Regions from separate parts of the Homo sapiens genome. Here region 1 is linked to region 2. A link is a contact called in ENCODE Hi-C or POLR2A ChIA-PET data. All regions are on one chromosome and are shown on one strand. The core of a region is the stretch at or near the end of the contact, and the rest is flanking DNA. Distances in the headings are between cores, read along the strand shown. Region 1 overlaps LINC02331 (long intergenic non-protein coding RNA 2331). Region 2 has its middle 47 kb from the start of CDKN3.

Region 1 (4,109 bases), core at 954-3,453, 630 kb after region 2:
ACCAGGTGAAGAAACACGGGAGTGAAGTAGGGGAACCGGAGACAGGAGCTACTTCTGCAAGACTTGCCATAAAGTGAGTGAAGAAAAGCACTCACTCTCACCCCAGGAAAAAAAAGGAATAGGTGTAGCTCTTGAGAGCAGAGCTGAAGGAAGATCTATTATATCAACGCCATCTTACTCTATATAATCATTAGAGGCTGCGTGTCTCCTAATACTCATCCTGGTTAGAGAAGATAGAGAATGGAAACCGAAGAGCTCTCCTGGTATCCCCTTCACATTCAGTGTCTCTCTCTCTCTCTCTCTCTCTCTCTCTCTCCCTCTCCCTATCTCTCTCCTTTTTTTAATTTAATTTAATTTTTTTTTTGAGACAGGGTCTCACTCTTGTCACCCAGGCCAGAGTACAGTGGTGCAATCACGTTCACTGCAGCCTCAACCTCCTGGGCTCAATCTATCCTCCCACCTCAGCTTCCTGAGTAGCTGGGACCACAGGCATGTGCCACCACACCTGGCTAATTTTTTGTATGTTTTGTAGAGACAGGGTCTTGCCATGTTGTCCAGGCTGGTCTTGAACTCGTGGGCTCAAGCGATCCACCCACCTTGGCCTCCTGAATTGCTGGGATTACAGGCATGAGCCACTACACCCACTCCCAGTTTCTCTCTTAGAGAAGAGAGAGAGAAAAAAAATGCATCTTCCAGATGTACCAGAACCCCTTTATTTAGGAAAAGTCTTAAATTCTTGACTTTCAGATCTCCCCAAAGGATCATGAGCTTGAAAGAGCACATTTTTAAAGATACTAATTCATGCCTTGAGCTTTTCTCCACAGTGCGAGTCTATGACAGGTAACGTTTTGCTCCAAGTCAAAGCTACATCAACTGAAATGAAAATCTGAGCACATCTCAGGCCCAAACGACGTCTCAGACCCAAAACACGAGCTTCAAATGGCACTAGGGTAAATACTGAATGTTTTCATAGTCTTTGTCCAAAATAAACATTTGAAAAATCCCAGAGGTTTTAGTTTCCTGAAGTAAAGAAAAATCATATTTCCAGCTGTCATTGGAAAATATCACAAAAAATCCCACGTTTTTATCTTCCCAAATATTTTTACAATTACTAAATACTTAAAGGACTATTGTCATTTGTTTCTATGTTGGTGAGCTGTTCATACAGAAAGCCCTTACATCAAGAGTCCTAAGGTATTGAAACAGATCACATAAAACTACAAGAGAGGCTTCCTCCTTTACTTTACTCTCCTTTTTGAGTGAAGTAAGAGTCTGATATAATTGCCCATGTGCTCAGTAAATGTGCCAAAGTGCAATATTTTGTCTTTACTATTGAGAATGTTTTTATAAACACGTAGTGATCAGCATATTCTGACTTTCAGAAATATTAACTACAAAATTGGCAGCAAACTTCAACAGTTGCAAAAATCCATATGTTCATTAAATTATTTTATTGTGGGATTTTTTTATTGGCTTTTTTTGTTGTTGTTACTGCTTTCAGTTTTTGAAGGCAGTTTTTGTATCTTTTCTTCTCAAGGCCTTTGGGGTCCTTTAGAATTTTAATTGAAATATGGTAATCCATTTTCTTTGCTAAAATTCATTTTTATAAGTTAAGATTTTAGAACTTTCCCTGAGGTTTGTAAGAGCTATAGGAGTTGAGATTTAAAACTTTTTTCATAGTTCAGCAGTTTTGCTCAATTTGTAAAACACAGAAGAACTGTGGCACATTTTTGTTCTTTAATGACTAGAATGATAAGTCTATTTTCGTAGGTATAACATAGACAATCTTTCAGGATTTGGCATTATGAAGTCATAGGACTGGAAGAGACCTGGTAAGACTATCTAGTTCCAATATGTGTCTTCAGATCCTTTAGGACCACCCCAGAGAAATAAAAATTTGTTCTATTTTTAAAGCTCTCCCTTAGAGATGTTTTTCTTCCTTGACAACAATTTATCATGTAGCAATCTTTATTTCCCTTTTATAGATAAAGATATATATCTTTCCTTTTGCCTTATTTTTTTCTCAGATTCCTTTACACTCATTAGATAATTTCAAAAACACCACTGCAGATCATTTGGTGCTACCATTTCTTTTTTTATAGAGAAAGACATTGAGCCATAGGAGTTAAGTGACTGGCCCCAAGCCTCATTAGAGATGTGAGTCATATTTGGGAGTGAGAACACAGAGCCACAGCCTTCATTCCTGAGCTGTTTCCTCAACTCTGTATTTTTCTTTAACAAATCAAAAAGCAAAAGTAAAAACAATCCCATTTGAGCGACCAAACAATGGTAATCAGATGTGCACCAGCCAATGGCTACTGTGGAAAGAGTTCAACCACCTACAGAGCAATGTCCATCTGTGCTTGTGCAGATACCAAGCTTTCACTTGGCTCATTTCCTAATCTCACTACAAGAAGATAGAAAGGCAATTGTCAAGAAAAAGGACGCACTTTGCATTGCTGTAACTCCAAACATGAACAAGTGAGATTGAGCTAATACCAAAAAGCAAACTCCTCAGTTGATTTGCAACAAGCAGTTCACATGAAACTGGCTGGCTCTATCACTATTGTTCTCATATCGGTACCACTGGACAGCTTTAATTAATATCAGAAACAGCACAGGAAACATCCTTTAATTATTCCTGTTATGTTTAGAGAAAATGTAGCTTACTAAAAACAAAGTAAACTATAAGCCTTTGAACTTGAGTGTTATCTGTGTCCTTTGGCTTGTGAGGGTTTTGTGTTATCGGACATGATAATTTGTTTTCAGTGATACCCTTGATGAAATTAATTGAGTTTTAGACTAGCATACATTTCCTTTTGCTGATACTTTCACTCTTGGCAGGGTCTTATCTGAGCAGTTAGTCCTGTTCTCGTCTGGTTCTGTCTGCTGAGATTTAATAGCTGCAGGACTGTTGTTGTTTTAAACAAAGATGTTTACTTTTGTTATTAATGTAATATTCAATTCACTTCCCCTTTTTATCTTCCCATAACGCAGAGACCTACTCCCTTTTTTTGATGGAGATGATGGTTTTGGACTTCACTGCTAAGTTTCCTTAGAAACACCCCACCGGACCTTTCCAAATATATCATCATCGTAAGAGGGAAAGCCATTTCAGACACTCCTATCTGTACACTTGGCTTGAATTCAATTGCTATCTAACTGCTAGGTCCTAAACATTTCCTTTTATTTTTTTTTCCAACTGTATTCTTTATTTCAAACATTAAAGTGCTATAATGCTTGGTGGGAAAAAATTTAAAATTTCAAATAAGATCTCCTCAACCACATGTTGACTTCACCTAGTTTTAGATCATGCTGTGCATTGCATATCGTTTTTGAAGTTTTTTTGCTCGTATATTACTATATATAAGATAGATTGGTTTTATACTAAAGAAAGAATACTATATTTAGTATTCTGCTATTAGCTTTTACGTATATTAATTTGTCTTCGACATCTCCCTAAGTATGTTTTAAGAACTTAATTAGTGCCATATTGTTAGAGATTAAGTTCTTCCCAGTGTTTTTGCTATTATAAAACAATATTAGTTTATTTAAGCATGAGAAGTAGAGTGTAAATCTATCTTTAATATTTCAAAATAGTATGCTTATTGAATAATCAATTTTTTCTATCATGATTTGAATGGGACTTTCTATGATTTAATAAATGATATGTATTTCTCCTAAGAAACTATTGTTTGAATCACCAACCACTGTTTACTTAAGCTGGGTGGCCCTCAAGCAATACATGAACTACTCCCTAACATTTGTTCAATCAGACAACAAATGTTTACATCTTCCTACCTTCCAAGGACTGTGTTGGTTTCTGGGTATACAGTGAAGAGAGGTGTAACCATGGCTCCCACCTTCGTGGTAACGAGTAAGTCAGCACTCAGCAAAGTATAAAGAAATTACAAATATAGCAGTATCTCCATTCTCTTCTTCTTTTCACTGGTATAGTCGGGTCTATTTTGGGACTCTACTCTAACAGACAATCTGTCTATCTGGTGTCAATAATATAATATTTTAGCTACTTTCACTTTTTATTATGTTTTATATATGATGGAGCTAAAGATAAGATTCTTCCTGTAGTCTTTTTTTTTCTTCAGGAA
Region 2 (4,553 bases), core at 1,771-4,270:
ATTATACTTTAAGTTTTAGGGTACATGTGCACAATGTACAGGTTAGTTACATATGTATACATTGACATGCTGGTGCGCTGCACCCACTAACTCGTGATCTAGCATTAGATGTATCTCCCAATGCTATCCCTCCCCTCTCCCCCCACCCCACAACAGTCCCCGGAGTGTGATGTTCCCCCTCCTGTGTCCATGTGTACAGTAACCAAAACAGCATGGTACTGGTACCAAAACAGAGATATAGATCAACGGGACAGAACAGAGCCCTCAGAAATAATGCCGCGTGTCTACAACTGTCTGATCTTTGACAAAGCTGAGAAAAACAAGCAATGGGGAAAGGATTCCCTATTTAATAAATGGTGCTAGGAAAGCTGGCTAGCCATATGTAGAAAGCTGAAACTGTATCCCTTCCTTACACCTTATACAAAAATCAATTCAAGATGGATTAAAGACTTAAACGTTAGACCTAAAATCATAAAAACCCTAGAAGAAAACCTAGGCATTACCATTCAGGACATAGGCACAGGCAAGGACTTCATGTCTAAAACACCAAAAGCAATGGCAACAAAAGCCAAAATTGACAAATGGGATCTAATTGAACTAAAGAGCTTCTGCACAGCAAAAGAAACTACCATCAGAGTGAACAGGCAACCCACAAAATGGGAGAAAATTTTTGCAACCTACTCATCTGACAAAGGGCTAATATCCAGAATCTACAATGAACTCAAACAAATTTACAAGAAAAAAACAAACCCCATCAAAAAGTGGGCAAAGGACATGAACAGACACTTCTCAAAAGAAGACAGTTATGCAGCCAAAAAACACATGAAAAAATGCTCATCATCACTGGCCATCAGAGAAATGCAAATCAAAACCACAATGAGATACCATCTCACACCAGTTAGAATGGCAATCATTAAAAAGTCAGGAAACAACAGGTGCTGGAGAGGATGTGGAGAAGTAGGAACACTTTTATTTTTTTTTTTTGAGACAGAGTACAGTGACATGATCACAGCTCACTGCAGCCTTGACCTGCCCGGCTGAAGTGATCCTCCCACTTCAGCCTCCTGAGTAGCTAGGACCACAGGTGAGAGCTACCATTGCTGGCTAATTTTGTTTAGTTTTTGTAGAGACAAGGTCTCACTAGGTTGCCCAGGCTGGTTTTGAACTGCTGGGCTCAAGTGATCCTGTCTCAGCCTCCCAAAGTGCTGGGATTACAAGCATGAGCCACCGTGCCTGGCTTTCACCTGGGATCTTACCTTCAACCTTGTACCTTGATGGGCTTGACTCAGTGTAACTCTTCCTATAATCTGACACTCTCTCTTTCCTTTCCATATATATTACATGCAAAAATACTTTTCTGTTCAGCCAACCTTTTCAGTGGTTCAAAAGATGTATTGGTCGGCCGGGCACAGTGGCTCACGCCTGTAATCCTAGCACTTTGGGAGGCCAAGGTGGGTGGATCACGGGGTCAGGAGATCAAGACCATCCTGGCTAACACGGTGAAACGGTGTCTCTACTGAAAATACAAAAATTTAGCTGGGCGTGGTGGCAGGCACCTGTAGTCCCAGCTACACGGGAGGCTGAGGCAGGAGAATGGCGTGAACCCGGGAGGCGGAGCTTGCAGTGAGCCAAAATTGTGCCACTGCACTCCAGCCTGGACGACAGAGCGAGACCCTGTCTCCAAAAAAAAAAAAAAAAAAAAAAGATGTATTGGTCAATTTGTTAATAGCATATCATTATAAATGTGTTATTGCTAGAAATTAGCAGCCAAAATATAACACGATAGAGTGTTCCTTGTAGCTTCCTTGCTCATCTTACATTGCCCATTGTAACATTTTTAGGATTGTTAACCATATCATTTCTTCATGTTTCACAGTACTGCACTTATAATTAGTGTCTATCAGTGTCTGTTATCATACTGTCCTCTTGGCTTTCAACCAGTTAATTATTTGTTGGATTGCTTTTCAGAGTACTGGCTGCCTTCCCTATGACGTGCTGCCTCCCTTCCCGCTGATCATCTTACTCTTCTGTTCTTTGCTATTTTCAGACACTATTTTGCACTCATTATGCACAAGTTCAAACTTTAGTCATGTGAAGAGAGCTGAGTGCCTTGTCTAATTTTTCAGCACCAAACCAAATAAACAAAAAACGCATAAAGTCCATTTAAAAATATCCACACTGCATCAGGGAACAGAGAAGCTTTTTCTCTCTCATGTGAAATCTTCTCCAGGAAACCACCAGGACTGAGGCCCCCATGGCGCACACATGCTTGCTTTAGGTGCTTACGTTAAGATGGTATTTCATTAGTTTTGGATGGTCCCTTCCACAGAGCTCAGATGCTATGCTTCTTTCTATTTTAAAAGGGGGGACGAAAAGATTGGCTTTTCATCCAAAATACTCATGTTCTTCTAGCATATTAAAATTCATTTGTGACTAAGTCATTATAGTGAAGTACTTGGAAACCTTTCTATTCTAGAGAGTTCTGGGCACAAACACATTTACAGTGTGCACTAATGCCAGGCTCATGTCCTCACGTCCTCCAAGGGACAGGGATGAGCTGGGTCATAAACCAAACAGTGGGACTCTGGCAATCCCTTTTAGCTCAGGCAGATGCAAAATTGAAGACCCAAAAGAAGCCTTCCAAAGGTCACAGCAGGTTGCTCTCAGGAAAAGAGAATCAGTAATTTATTTTTAAGCAATCTCTTAGCCTCTGTGACAGTTATGTTTCCTTGTAAGCTGCTTTGGAGCCACTCACCACTCTGAAATTGCAGAGTAGGCTACGAACAATCCGGCTTCGTAAGAACATGCAAGTGAGGACCCACGAGGAGATATTCTTGTGCTTTTTAAAGTGCTTCTCTCACTTTGCTTCCTAAACTGCCTTAATTGAGGCAAGGGAGCCAACATGAGTGAGTTCCTTCCCGCGGCTTGCTCTGCCGTGGAGTTCAAGGATGCCTGAGCCCTCAAAACACGGCGCGGTGCAGTTGGGCTGATGGGAAGTCCTGAACAGCTTGCTGAATTATTACTTCATTCTCGGCTGAAGCAGCAGGAGGCGAGATGATGAGTGAAGGAAAAAACCCATGGACTCCAGCGTGGGCTGAAGGAACCAAAACAAACACTGAGAAGACAGGCCAATACTGAAATCTGTTTCAAGGATGGAGCGCGCAGGAATGTTTCACCATATTTTGTCTAAGGAACAGATTTCATTTTTTAATGGCTGTATTAATCAGTGGAAGCAGAACGGCAGGAAGGAATCCGTTTTCCCCTCTCCCCAACGCCTCCCGTGGCTCGCCCGGACATTCCCCCCATTCTTTGTACTGAAGGTGGCCTGGAAGTTTTAGAGGCGTGAGACAGGTTCTGAACTCGCATGCCCTTTCTTTCTCCTTCCCGAATAAATTTTGCGTAAGAATATTTGGGACAAGGAATCCACCATGGCGGGGTGCAATAAAAGCGTTTCACAAATTATGATTTCCCATTCTCTAGGCAGTTCAGCTCTGCCTAACAGCTCTAATTTCCTAGACAAATAGTCCTCCCTGTCCTCTCCAGCTGCTCACAGGCGCCTCTCTCTGGGTATTCTTTTTAAAATCCCTCTCCTGGGGAATTTTTAAAAAAGCTTCTCGCACTTTTTCATGCGATTTTCATGGTTCCATCCATCTCCCCACTTTTTTGGTCAAAGCCTTCCTCCCAAATATCAATTGCTTTTTCAACCCGTCCATACTACTGCTCAGCTGTTGGTTGAGCTTCTCCTAGCCTCCTGCTGCTGTCACTGGGCCAATGGAAGCCAGTCCCTTGCCTCTTTGTTCTATTATTTTATGGCAAGATAATAAACTTCTACATTTTTGAAGTACTTTTCACCGACTTGATATCAAGTATTTTGATAATCACAAAGTGATCAAACACATGTTCTCTTTTTCCAGTTACATAATGAGATCAAATATTGATTAGCAGTGAGTAGATAGATGTATATTGTACACACACACATACACCCGACCATCCTCCTTTTGGCCTATGGAGACTGTTACTCCAAAGAGCCGACACATTTGTGTTGACATTTCAGTCATCCAAGAAAGCTGCCAATGTCACTTCCTTTGAATATTTTCCTTCAGTTTTCAGGAAAGAGTTGGTGGGACTAGCTTATCATGGATGGCATGAGCTGAGGGGATGGTAATTTTTCACAAAAGTAGACATTGTTCGAGGCTAATAGTAAGCTGTAATCTAGACTCATAACTGTAGAGGGCGCTCTTGACTTAATAATGACAGCATTGCCATTGTCACTCCAGGAAGCTGGGAGGTGACAGAGTATCCTTTTATTACCAAGTATTTTATGGGGAAAGAGAGAAGGTGCCTTTTGGAATAGACAAGAAATCCATATTGTTTCATATTACCTTTTATAACATGTCTTCTTAAGAATAAGCTCATCATCTAATTCGTAGCCCCTGGTTACAGTTTTGTTGAAAGTGCAGAAGCTTCCAACTAATGAGAATGAATCTCATCAATGTCTCATACCTTGTGTTGGTCCTGCCACTTGGTAATGGGTGCTTTGCGTGCTGGGAGCT

Evidence for each region. Hi-C counts contacts between places; a loop is a spot of excess contacts on that map. ChIA-PET counts read pairs that join two places held with the same protein, here RNA polymerase II (POLR2A). Pooled maps may share reads with other maps.
Region 1: a map of endothelial cell of umbilical vein shows a loop between it and region 2 (3-fold over the local background). The contact joins two enhancer-like sites. A Hi-C loop is called at or near these places in 1 of 168 maps with a recorded cell type or tissue (endothelial cell of umbilical vein) and 1 of 50 pooled maps. POLR2A ChIA-PET finds 5 or more read pairs at or near these places in 2 of 52 experiments (Panc1 and WTC11).

What each region holds. Positions count from the first base shown.
Region 1 is chr14:53,713,690-53,717,798 of GRCh38, reverse strand. The region is part of intron 5 of LINC02331 (long intergenic non-protein coding RNA 2331); the gene reads left to right. All of the region lies in intron 3 of LOC105370504 (a long non-coding RNA gene), which reads right to left. Among named protein-coding and RNA genes, the nearest start is that of LINC02331, 140 kb to the left of the region's middle. Within about 2 kb of position 2,203, at least 3 of the 41 ENCODE cell types and tissues checked have a DNase peak (open chromatin) inside an H3K27ac peak, as active enhancers do.
Region 2 is chr14:54,347,874-54,352,426 of GRCh38, reverse strand. No RefSeq gene overlaps it. Among named protein-coding and RNA genes, the nearest start is that of CDKN3, 47 kb to the left of the region's middle. Within about 2 kb of position 3,020, at least 12 of the 41 ENCODE cell types and tissues checked have a DNase peak (open chromatin) inside an H3K27ac peak, as active enhancers do.